3 separate regions of the Homo sapiens genome follow, and regions 2 and 3 are each linked to region 1. Evidence: chromatin contacts called from ENCODE Hi-C or POLR2A ChIA-PET data. All regions are on one chromosome and are shown on one strand. The core of a region is the stretch at or near the end of the contact, and the rest is flanking DNA. Distances in the headings are between cores, read along the strand shown. Region 1 holds the start of PTPRA (protein tyrosine phosphatase receptor type A). Region 2 holds the start of EBF4 (EBF family member 4). Region 3 overlaps EBF4 (EBF family member 4).

The links. A loop is a pair of places that touch in the nucleus more often than their neighbours do. ChIA-PET counts read pairs that join two places held with the same protein, here RNA polymerase II (POLR2A). Pooled maps may share reads with other maps.
Region 2: a map of ascending aorta shows a loop between it and region 1 (2.8-fold over the local background). The contact joins the promoter of EBF4 here to the promoter of PTPRA in region 1. A Hi-C loop is called at or near these places in 6 of 168 maps with a recorded cell type or tissue (CD4-positive, alpha-beta T cell, ascending aorta, cardiac septum and 2 more), 1 of 37 single-sample maps with no recorded cell type and 17 of 50 pooled maps. POLR2A ChIA-PET finds 5 or more read pairs at or near these places in 2 of 52 experiments (CD4-positive, alpha-beta T cell and OCI-LY7).
Region 3: a loop to region 1 is called in a pooled map, with 4 times the contacts of the local background. The contact joins the enhancer-like site here to the promoter of PTPRA in region 1. A Hi-C loop is called at or near these places in 5 of 168 maps with a recorded cell type or tissue (CD4-positive, alpha-beta T cell, CD4-positive, alpha-beta memory T cell, CD8-positive, alpha-beta T cell and 2 more), 1 of 37 single-sample maps with no recorded cell type and 10 of 50 pooled maps. POLR2A ChIA-PET finds 5 or more read pairs at or near these places in 3 of 52 experiments (AG04450, CD4-positive, alpha-beta T cell and activated CD4-positive, alpha-beta memory T cell).

The regions. Positions count from the first base shown.
Region 1 is chr20:2,871,917-2,874,877 of GRCh38, forward strand. It overlaps PTPRA (protein tyrosine phosphatase receptor type A), which reads left to right and starts at 1,565. Exons shown (of 24, transcript NM_001385305.1): 1 at 1,565-1,844. RefSeq lists enhancers at 1-312, 313-942, 943-1,574, 1,575-2,204 and silencers at 689-828, 1,449-1,518, 1,699-1,748, 1,759-2,038.
Region 2 is chr20:2,691,351-2,694,311 of GRCh38, forward strand. EBF4 (EBF family member 4) reads left to right here and starts at 1,430. Exons shown (of 17, transcript NM_001395167.1): 1 at 1,430-2,432. The coding sequence starts at 2,296. LOC105372507 (a long non-coding RNA gene) reads right to left here and starts at 1,270. Exons shown (of 3, transcript XR_937210.3): 1 at 716-1,270; 2 at 1-114. RefSeq lists an enhancer at 2,601-2,961.
Region 3 is chr20:2,740,605-2,743,565 of GRCh38, forward strand. All of the region lies in intron 6 of EBF4 (EBF family member 4), which reads left to right. Among named protein-coding and RNA genes, the nearest start is that of EBF4, 49 kb to the left of the region's middle. RefSeq lists a silencer at 2,692-2,741. Within about 2 kb of position 1,372, at least 3 of the 41 ENCODE cell types and tissues checked have a DNase peak (open chromatin) inside an H3K27ac peak, as active enhancers do; they include CD4-positive, alpha-beta T cell and CD8-positive, alpha-beta T cell, where a contact is called at or near this core.

The DNA of each region.
Region 1 (2,961 bases), core at 315-2,814:
GTCACAACTCCCACTCAAGGAGAGACTTCCCTGCTGGGGAGGGGACGGCCTGAGGCCCGCCCCACCCATATTCCCAGGCCCTGGCTCTGGTTAGCATGGACTAACTTATTCCACAATACGGAGGAGTGGGGCACAGAGTCCCTAACTGGCGCCCCAACAGAAGGCGGTGGTGGGGACCGGAGATGGTAGGACTGGAGATGGTAGGGGCTGCTGATGTGAGCCCACAATACGGAGGAGTGGGGCACAGAGTCCCTAACTGGCGCCCCAACAGAAGGCGGTGGTGGGGACCGGAGATGGTAGGACTGGAGATGGTGGGGGCTGCTGGGAGCCCCTTTTGCGCCGCAGTGTTTCCTGCCATGAAGAGTTGCCGCCGGTCACAACCCTTCCCCGGGGGCGCCCCGAATGTGGGACTCCTTCCGGCCTGGGGTGCGTGAGGGGGACTCAGGGGTTGCCCGGTCTGGAGGAGAGACTCGCCGCCACCTACCCCGGGAACCGCAGACTCTGGGTCTGGGATAAAGCGTCCCCTACCCGCAAGCTCGGTTTGTGCGCTACTGTGCAATCTGTCTTTTGCCTGCAGACGCCCAGCCGCTCGCCCTGCGCGGGTCTCGGAATGTCCAGGGGTCCCTACTGGGGATCACAACCCGGCGAAATGTCGCATTTGCCACCACCTATCTCGACTGCGTAATCGGCTTTCAGCCGCAGACGCTCAGGTCCTGCAGCACCCGCGGGGATCCGTGTAGGAACCTGCTGCCGCTGGATGGACTGAGCGATTGCTTCGCGGGTGTCACGCACCAGACGCCGTGCCGGGAGCGCCGGGAAGGGGGTACGCGCCCCAACCCCGGCCGGGGGAGGGCGCACTCTGGCTCCTCTCTGCGTTTTGAGCCTCCCCTCCCCCGCCAGGCGTATCGCAAAAGGCACCTCCATCGCAGAGCACCATGTGTTGTGCTTCTACTCAGCTCGGTGGCGAGCGGGGCCCCAGCATGCGCATCTGGAAAGCGGGGGAGATTACCCTGGAGCTCGGGTGGGGACGGCGTGGGCTGACTTGATATAAGACGACACCCACGGAGCCAGATCCGTTCTAGGGACTTGGCAGGTTCCTCTCCCTCCCCAGTGAGATCCGTCGTTCTTTGCAGCAATTAGGGGAGGGAAAAAAAAGACCCACAGTATCACGTTTGGAGAGGGTTAGGAAGATGGCTCTCGAGTTGCAGGCCGCCCTGGTGGCTAGACATTGGTGTAGTTTGTGCCTGGCCTCGGTTTCCTGATCTGTAAACTGGGAAGAAGGCCCAAGTCATGAGGCCTGTGACTGTAGAATGGCTGAAGGCACTGGTGCACTCGCAGCCGGTCCTTCCGGGGTCCAGCTTCCCGAAGGACTGGGCAGCCCCGGGGCGAACCCCTCTGGAGCTACCAGGAGAACGTGCGACCGGGTTCGGCGCCCCAGCCGGCAAGTGAGCGCCCAGCGGAGCGCAAGGGCGGGGCCCGCGCGGGCCGGAGACGCCCGTTCGCTGTCGGCCAACCAGCGCCTGTCTCTGAACAGCCAATGAACACGCGTCTTACAGCCAAGGCCGGGTCGGGAGCGAGGCTGCGGCGAGTGCGGCGCTGACAGAGACGCGCGCGCGCGCGATCGCGCTCGGACCCCGGCCGCTGCCGCCATCACTGTCGCCCGCCCAGTCGCCCCTCAGCCGCTTCCCCTCGCCATGGAGGCGAGGCCGCCGCCGCCGCCGCGGGGCTCGGAGCCGCGGGCCGGGCGGCGGCCCTGAGGGCTAGTGGCGGCCCGAAACGCCGCCGCGGAGCCGAGGCGGAGCCGCTGTCCTCGTCCCCAGCGGTCCCGCCCAACGCCCGACTCTGTGAGTGTTCGCGGCCGCTGCGCCCGGGTGGGCTCCGGAAGGGGGAGCGGCTCCCGGGGGCGGTGGGAGGGGTCCCGGGCCACAGCCCAGAGCCCGGAGCCCGAAGCCCTAAGCCATCTTTTCCGGGTAGAAGCCTGCGGGCGCCTGCAGGTTGATTGTGCATCCTTGCGGGTCCGTCGCGGGGAGGGGGTCCCCGGAAACGTGCCGGCCCGAGTGCCGACCCCTCGCGACTGCCCAGGAACTTTGCATGCGTCCTTCTGGGACCAGGCCAGGGCACTGCCAGAGTTGATTCTCAGAGAAGAAACTTAGAACGGCGAGAACAGAATTTGCTCAGGTCCATTTAATGGGAGGAAAGAGGAAAACTCTTGGCATGAGAAAATTTGCTTTTGCAGTGACCAACTTTTCTTTCCCTTCAAGTCCACCTCCCTCGGTCCCCCGGCCCGTCTCCCAGGCCCCTCTCCTTGCCGCCCTCTCCCAACTGTTGAGGCTGTTTAAGAAGGGAAATAAGGGCTGAGAGCTGCCCAGAATTCAGAATAGGCCAATTGAGAACGCAGGTCCCCTCCCTTTTTACTTTCGGTAAATAAAAAATTTTTTTTGAAAAAATTAGTTACTAATTATATCTCCTGAAGATTAAAAAAAAAAAATAGCAGAGCAGAGTCCTGTCTTGAGGGTTTCGTTTTTATTTTTGAGATCACTGATGATATTTGTAAGACAGGAAAAGAAGAATGTGCAAATCCACCCTCTGCAGGGTGAACGCCATCAGAAGCCTTTGCTCAGGAGAGGGATTCCGGCTCTAGAACCAGTCCACATCACCCTGGAGATGGCTTCGTTTGCCACCTGCTAGCTGTGCAGGCAGCCTGAGAAACAGAAGATGGTGGGCGAGAGGAGGACTGACTAGGAAAGGGCGAACATCTTCCTGCCTGGCCACTCCTTTCAGAAACAGATCTGATGCTGTCACTTGTTTACTTAAAAACTCCCTCGCTTTTCTTTTTCCCATGGGATGAATGAAGCCTAAAATGCCTTATCAGGTCATACAAAGCCCTTGACAATCTTGCCTCAATTTACTCCTTTACTTTTAGCCTAATCGGATCCTCCAATTCTCCTTCCCCTCATCCCG
Region 2 (2,961 bases), core at 180-2,679, 180 kb before region 1:
GTACAGGTCTTGGTAAATTGCAGGTTCCGATTCAGCAGGTCCCGGCAGGGCCTAAGAGTCTGGATTCCTCACCAGCTCCCAGGTGATGTCAATGCTGCTGGTCCGGGGACCACACTGTGAGAAGCAAGATTTAGAGAGGCAGATCAGGAGATGGAGAAAGAGACTGGCTTAAGAATTGTCTTAAGGAGAAACCCATGTTTGATAATCCCACCTAGGGTAAAAGCTGAGACCTGAAGGAGTCCTGGTGGGAATGGCAGCCCCCTGTGGGTGATGGGGAGAGGCATAGAGAGAAGGGGTGGTAAAGAGACCAGGAAAGGAGGTGAGAGGGCCTCTGTGATGGCAGGAGAACCAGCAGTGCCCCCAGGACGCCTCATCTGGGCCAATGTGTGACAGAACGCTAACTCACACTTGGAGGCCCCCCAGAAGAGGATGGGAGTGAGTTGGAGCAGGAAGGTGTTATTGCAGGGGTGTCTGAGCGTGAACATGGCAGGCAGGGCAGGTGGCCCCCATGCTGTTCTGCAGGAAAGTGCTGGACTCAGTCTGGGCTTGCTCGAAGCCTGGCCAGGACAACGTGGGGAGAGGGGCAGAAATGTCTCTGCCCCACGGTCAAGGGCCAGACGACTTCTGTGCCAGGAACTAATAAAAAAAAAGGAATGGGATCTGAGACGGGACGCGGCTGGGGAGAAACAGGAGGTGAGCTGGGCTCTGAGCCTACCTGTCCAACTCGCAATCAGAAATCAGGAGGTTCCTGAAAGGCACAGATGGAAACTGAAAATGCTTTAGGCTTAGGTAACCCAGCATCAGGAATCGGGATGGTTGGATGCAGGGACCTCGCCCAGCTTGTCTGGGGCCGCAGCCTACGGCAGGGACGTTTCAGTCCTTAGCTGGGGTGAAAGTGAGGTCAGGGTCGCCGGGGAAATGCGGGAGTACAGTCACGCGGGAGAAAGACGTCAAGAGCGAAAGCTCGGAGGCGTCAAAATGAGCAGCAAGTCCAGGCACAAGGCGTCGGGCGCGGAGAGTACGGCGGGTGCCGGGGGAGGGAGATGAGGCCGCGAAGACGCCGGGGCTTCGTCCGGCGGCGACGGGGAGGCCGCGGAGGTTCCCGAGCGCAGCGGGGCGCGCACCTCCCGCTCGGGCCGGGCTCCCTCGCCGCGCGGCCCCGGATCCTCCCTGCGCGGGTTTCCGTGGCCCCCGCCGGGCTCTTCCGTTCCCTCCCGCGGCCTCGACCAGGCCGCAGCCCCCAGCCCAGGCGACCGACTCGCCAGGGTCCGCCCCGCCGCCGCGGCCCGGGCCCGGCCGCTCCTCCCCCGATGATGTCACGTCCCCGGCCGCCCCTCGGCCGGCCGCGCCGCCCCGCCCCCGCCTCCCCCGGGCCCCCGTCCCCTGGGCCCGCCCGCTCCCGACATCCCTCCTCCCGCCTGCGCTCCCTCCCTTCGGCTACCGCTCCCCCGGGAGCGGCGGCGGCGGCGGCGGCGGCGGCGGGATGGCCCGGGCCCGAGGCCAGGCCCCGGGGAGCGGCGGGCGGCGGCGGCCGCGGCGGGGCGGCGCGGGAACCGGGCCCCGGGGGGAGTCGGCCGGGCTGCTGCTGCTGCTGCTCCAGGTGCTGCCGCCCGGGGCTACGGCAGGGCCGGGACGCCGGGGCACGCGGGGCGCTGGCGCTGGCGGCGGCGGCGTCTGCTGGCCCGGCGCGGCCCCAGCCTTTCCCCGGGACGCGCGGCTGCTGCTGCTCCTGCCGCCGCTGCCGCCACTGTCGCCGCCGCCGCCGAGCTCCGCGCCCGCAGCCTCCGCCTCCCGGATGGTAATCAGCGCCCCGCGCTGGCGCCGCGGGCGGGCGGGCGGGCGGGAGGTGGGGGCGGCGAGGGGGAAAGGGCGGGCGGCCCCGCGCCCCCGCCTTGCCCGAGGCAGCTCCCGGGGCGCTCGGGCCCCCCCTCCGACGACCGCGGCCCCGGGCAGCCGCCAGAGCGCGCCTCTGGGGCGCCTCCGCGCGGACCGGGTGCGGGCTCCGCTCCCCGCCCTCCCCGCCCCGCTCGCAGTCCGCCCGCCAGCGCTCAGGCCGCGGGGGAATCCCTCCATCTCCCCGCCCAGCGCCCCAGGAGGGGAGGGGACAGCGCCGGCGCCCGCGGACCCGCTTTCTCCGAGGGAGCGCCCAAGAGGCGAGCGCGCACTGAGCCACCCGGACTCGGCGCTGCGCTGCTGGAGGCGCCTGGTGCCGTCGGGTCGGGCTGAGCTAGACGCCCGCAGCCTCAGCGGGACCGGATCCGGGGCGGCGGGGGCGCTCACTCACCGCGCGCCCTCATGTTCCCTGCGCAGGACGCTCTGCCCCGCAGCGGGCTGAACCTGAAGGAGGAGCCGCTGCTGCCCGCCGGCCTGGGCTCAGTGCGCTCCTGGATGCAGGGCGCGGGCATCCTGGACGCCAGCACCGCGGCGCAGAGGTAAGCGCTCGGACCGGACCCGGTGCGCTCGGGTTGGACGGCTGCGCGCCGCCTCAGCTCAGCTTGCTGGAGCTGCTGGAGCCAGGGGCGGAAGGAGCCCTAACTCTGGACGGTCCCGGCGAGCTCCCCGGCCCACCCCGTCCGGAGTGCCTGTGCTGCCTCCTGAGGCTGTGGGGCGGGCTGGGGCGGGGCTTCTGCCTCCACTCCGGGCTGCCCCGGTAGATTTCTGACGGCCGCTCGCGGGTGCGGCGGTGAACGCCACCCCAGCCGGGCTGTCTATGGCTCTGAGAGAAGAGGCAGAGCTCCCAGCCATGACCCACAGCCACCGGCCGTCTAGGAACGTCCAGCCCCTCCTTCCTGGGCAGTCCCAGTGACTCTCCTTGTCCAATTCCGCAGCTCTCTGTCAGGAAAGGCACGAAACCCAGCCCCCTTTTTCCTTTCCCACGCCCCTCAGAGTTGGCGGATGGGGGTGTGCAGAGCCAGAGAAGCGGCTGGGGGCTGGACGGTGGCGAAGAGATGAGGTGGGCAG
Region 3 (2,961 bases), core at 122-2,621, 130 kb before region 1:
AGCTGGTGAAAAGCCTTAGCTCTGTGACCTAAGTTTTCTTAGGGTGGGATTCCTGGAAGCAGAGCCTGAGATGGGGATTCTTGTGAAAGAGGTTTATCAAAGGAGAGCTCTCAGGAGAAAAGGAATGAGTATAGAGGGAGTTTAACAAGGAGGTGGTCTCGGTCGGAGTCTAGCGTCAGCCTATCCCATGCAGAGGTCTGGAGTGTGAATGGCCAGAGAGTTGGTCCTCCTTGTAATGTCAATCTGTCATTGGCTGTGGGCTACTGGTGGGGAGTATATGCTCTTGGCTGAGGGTAATTCTCAGATTACCTTGGGGCAGCTGCGAGCCATTTGACAGTCTACACTGCAGCTGGGGCATGAGGGAATCAGGCAGGCATCAACTCACTGTAAAGTTCCTGGACGTTGTCTTCCAAAAGAAGCTCCAGGCCAGGCATGGTGGCTCATGCCTGTAATCTCAGCATTTTGGGAGGCTGAATCAGAAGGATCGCCTGAGCCCAGGAGTTTGAGACCAGCCTGGGCAACGTACTGAGACCTCCGTCTCTACAAAAAATAAACAAAATTAGCTGAGCATGGTAGTGTGACCTGTAGTCCCACCTGCTCAGGAGGCTGAGGTGAGAGGATCACTTAAGCCTGGGAGGTCAAGGCTGCAGTGAGCCAAGATCACACCACTGCACTCCAGTCTGGGTGACAGAGCGAGACCCTGACTGAAAAAAAAAAGCAGCTCCATCCCACTCTGCCTTCTACCCCCTGAAAACCTAGAATTTAACAGTGGACTCACATCAATTGCCTTCACACTTGCCTTCTCTACTGAGTGTCTCTTTTGAGTAAAGCACTGTGCTTGGGGAGTTAATGCAATGGTGTCACCCCTGAGAAGTAGTGTATAAGTTAAATGTTTGCACTTTAGCCATACTCAACCCAGAGTTTGCTTCTTTGGTAGGAAATACTCCATGGACAAGACGTTTCTTTTCATTTCATCTTGAGCTGTTTTTATGGGGAGGAATAAAAAGCGTTTATAGACATGATTACGAAGGCTAAACCAAGTTCAGGATGTGGTAAGGTGGGTGTGTGGGTGAACTACTCTGAGCTTTCCTTTAAGTCACAGGCATCAGAGTCATGATGCATAACTACCATCCTTTAGATACTTCATTAGTTGGATGACCACTGTTCACAGCTCTTCTTCTGGTCTTTCATTAAAGTTTTTATTGAGAATGTGGAATACAGGCAGAATGGAATAATGAAGCCCATATAGCCCCAATGAGCTAGAACAATTTTTAACTATTGGTTCCATTGTTTTTTAATACTGAAGATCTTCTCGACTGATAGCAGCAGTCACAACAGCCAAAAGCCCAAAACTAGGAGCAAGAGGACCTGAGTTTGACCTCTGCAACCCTGTTGAATTTGTAACCTCGAGGAAATCCCCACAACATACTATCCTGGTCCCCACACAGCCTGCCTCTCAGAGCTGCTTTTGAAGGCAGGCTTGCCGCTGCAGTACCAGCCTGGGTCGGACTCTGAGAGCCCCACTTAGAAGGACTTCTAGGACTCTTGTCGGCATCAGTGGTTCATAAAGACCCGTTTTCATATCCTTACTTTAGCATTGACTGTGACTTTGTCAAGTCACAGTCAATAGCTTAGCCTTGGTTTTCTCATCCGTAAAGTGGGAATGGTTGCAGACCGACACGACCTGGGGGATTGAGCAAGATAATGCCAAAGTGACAAACTCAGCAGCGTTCTGGGCAGTTGCTAAGGTGCTGAGTGCCTGATGGGTTAGACCTGGTTCCCTGTTTTTCTTTTTTTGTTGTTTGTTTGTTTGTTTTGTTTTTGCATAGTTACCTCCCTAATGCATTTCATTTGTAAGTCATGCTTGTATTTATGGTGTTTTCTTCCAGTAATCCTAATGGAAGCTTCTGCGACTTGGCCTTTCCCTTACTCCCTTTTCTGTGGGGTCTGGATTAGGAAGCCATGCCCTCCAAGAGCCTCATGGCCACAGTGGGATGGCACTGGGCACTGGTCCTGCAGTGGTCACCCTCCATGGGGATCCTCAGGTCAGAGAGGGCTGTGGACTTGGGCTCACTTTACTCCTCCCCACTCCCTGCCCCCTGCCCCCATCCTGGTCAGGAAAAACGGGCTTTCCTAGACTCCTTTTCAGCCCCATAGGGCCAGGAGTGGGGAGGGGTGCTCAGAGAACACCCCCAGGCTCATCCAAGCTTTAGAGGTGGGGGGTGGTTCCATGCTGACAAGCAGGGCTTCAAGCCCCTCAACAAAGTGCACATCCCTTCCTGCCTCAAGTCCCTACAGGGTGTCCCAGGCCCAGAACCTTGTCCTCACTTACCCAGCCCCTTCCCAGGCTCTCTTCTTTCAAGGGGAACACCTGCCCGCAGTTCCCATGTCCACATGTGTTCCATGTGTGTGTCTCCCTCCAACTCCCCTGCCCACCAGGTCTCTCACTCTCCCCCAGTCCCCAGCCCCCACATCTGGCCTCTGTGCAGACATGGCTTGGAGGACCTGCTGCCCCTCCTTCTTCTTCCCTGACTCCATTCTCATCCTTCCCTGACTGCTCAGGTGGAATAAAGTGTCACCCCCTGGGCGTCAGCCAAGGGAGAATTCTCCTGGGTTGTTCTCACGTTCGCCCTTCCAGCCTCTGCGGTGTGTCTGTCTCCCCCTGGTGGGCAAGGAGAGGACCAGGCAGCGGCACCCGGAGGGTCGGCAGTCTCTCTAGGTCCAGGGGAGAGCCCGGGCACTGCTCCTGGTTCTAGACCCCAACGGAAGTCCTCTAATTCCAGGTCCAGCCTTGGAAGGCAGGAGCCTTTAGGGGCGGGTCACCTTTGCCAAAGCACAGTCTTCAAAATGTCAAAAGCGTGATTCTCATACAAATTGCTACTGAGCATGTATCAAAGTTTTCTATAACTTATTGATGAGGGAACCAATGGGATGACAAAGCTGATTCAAAGAAGACGAAGA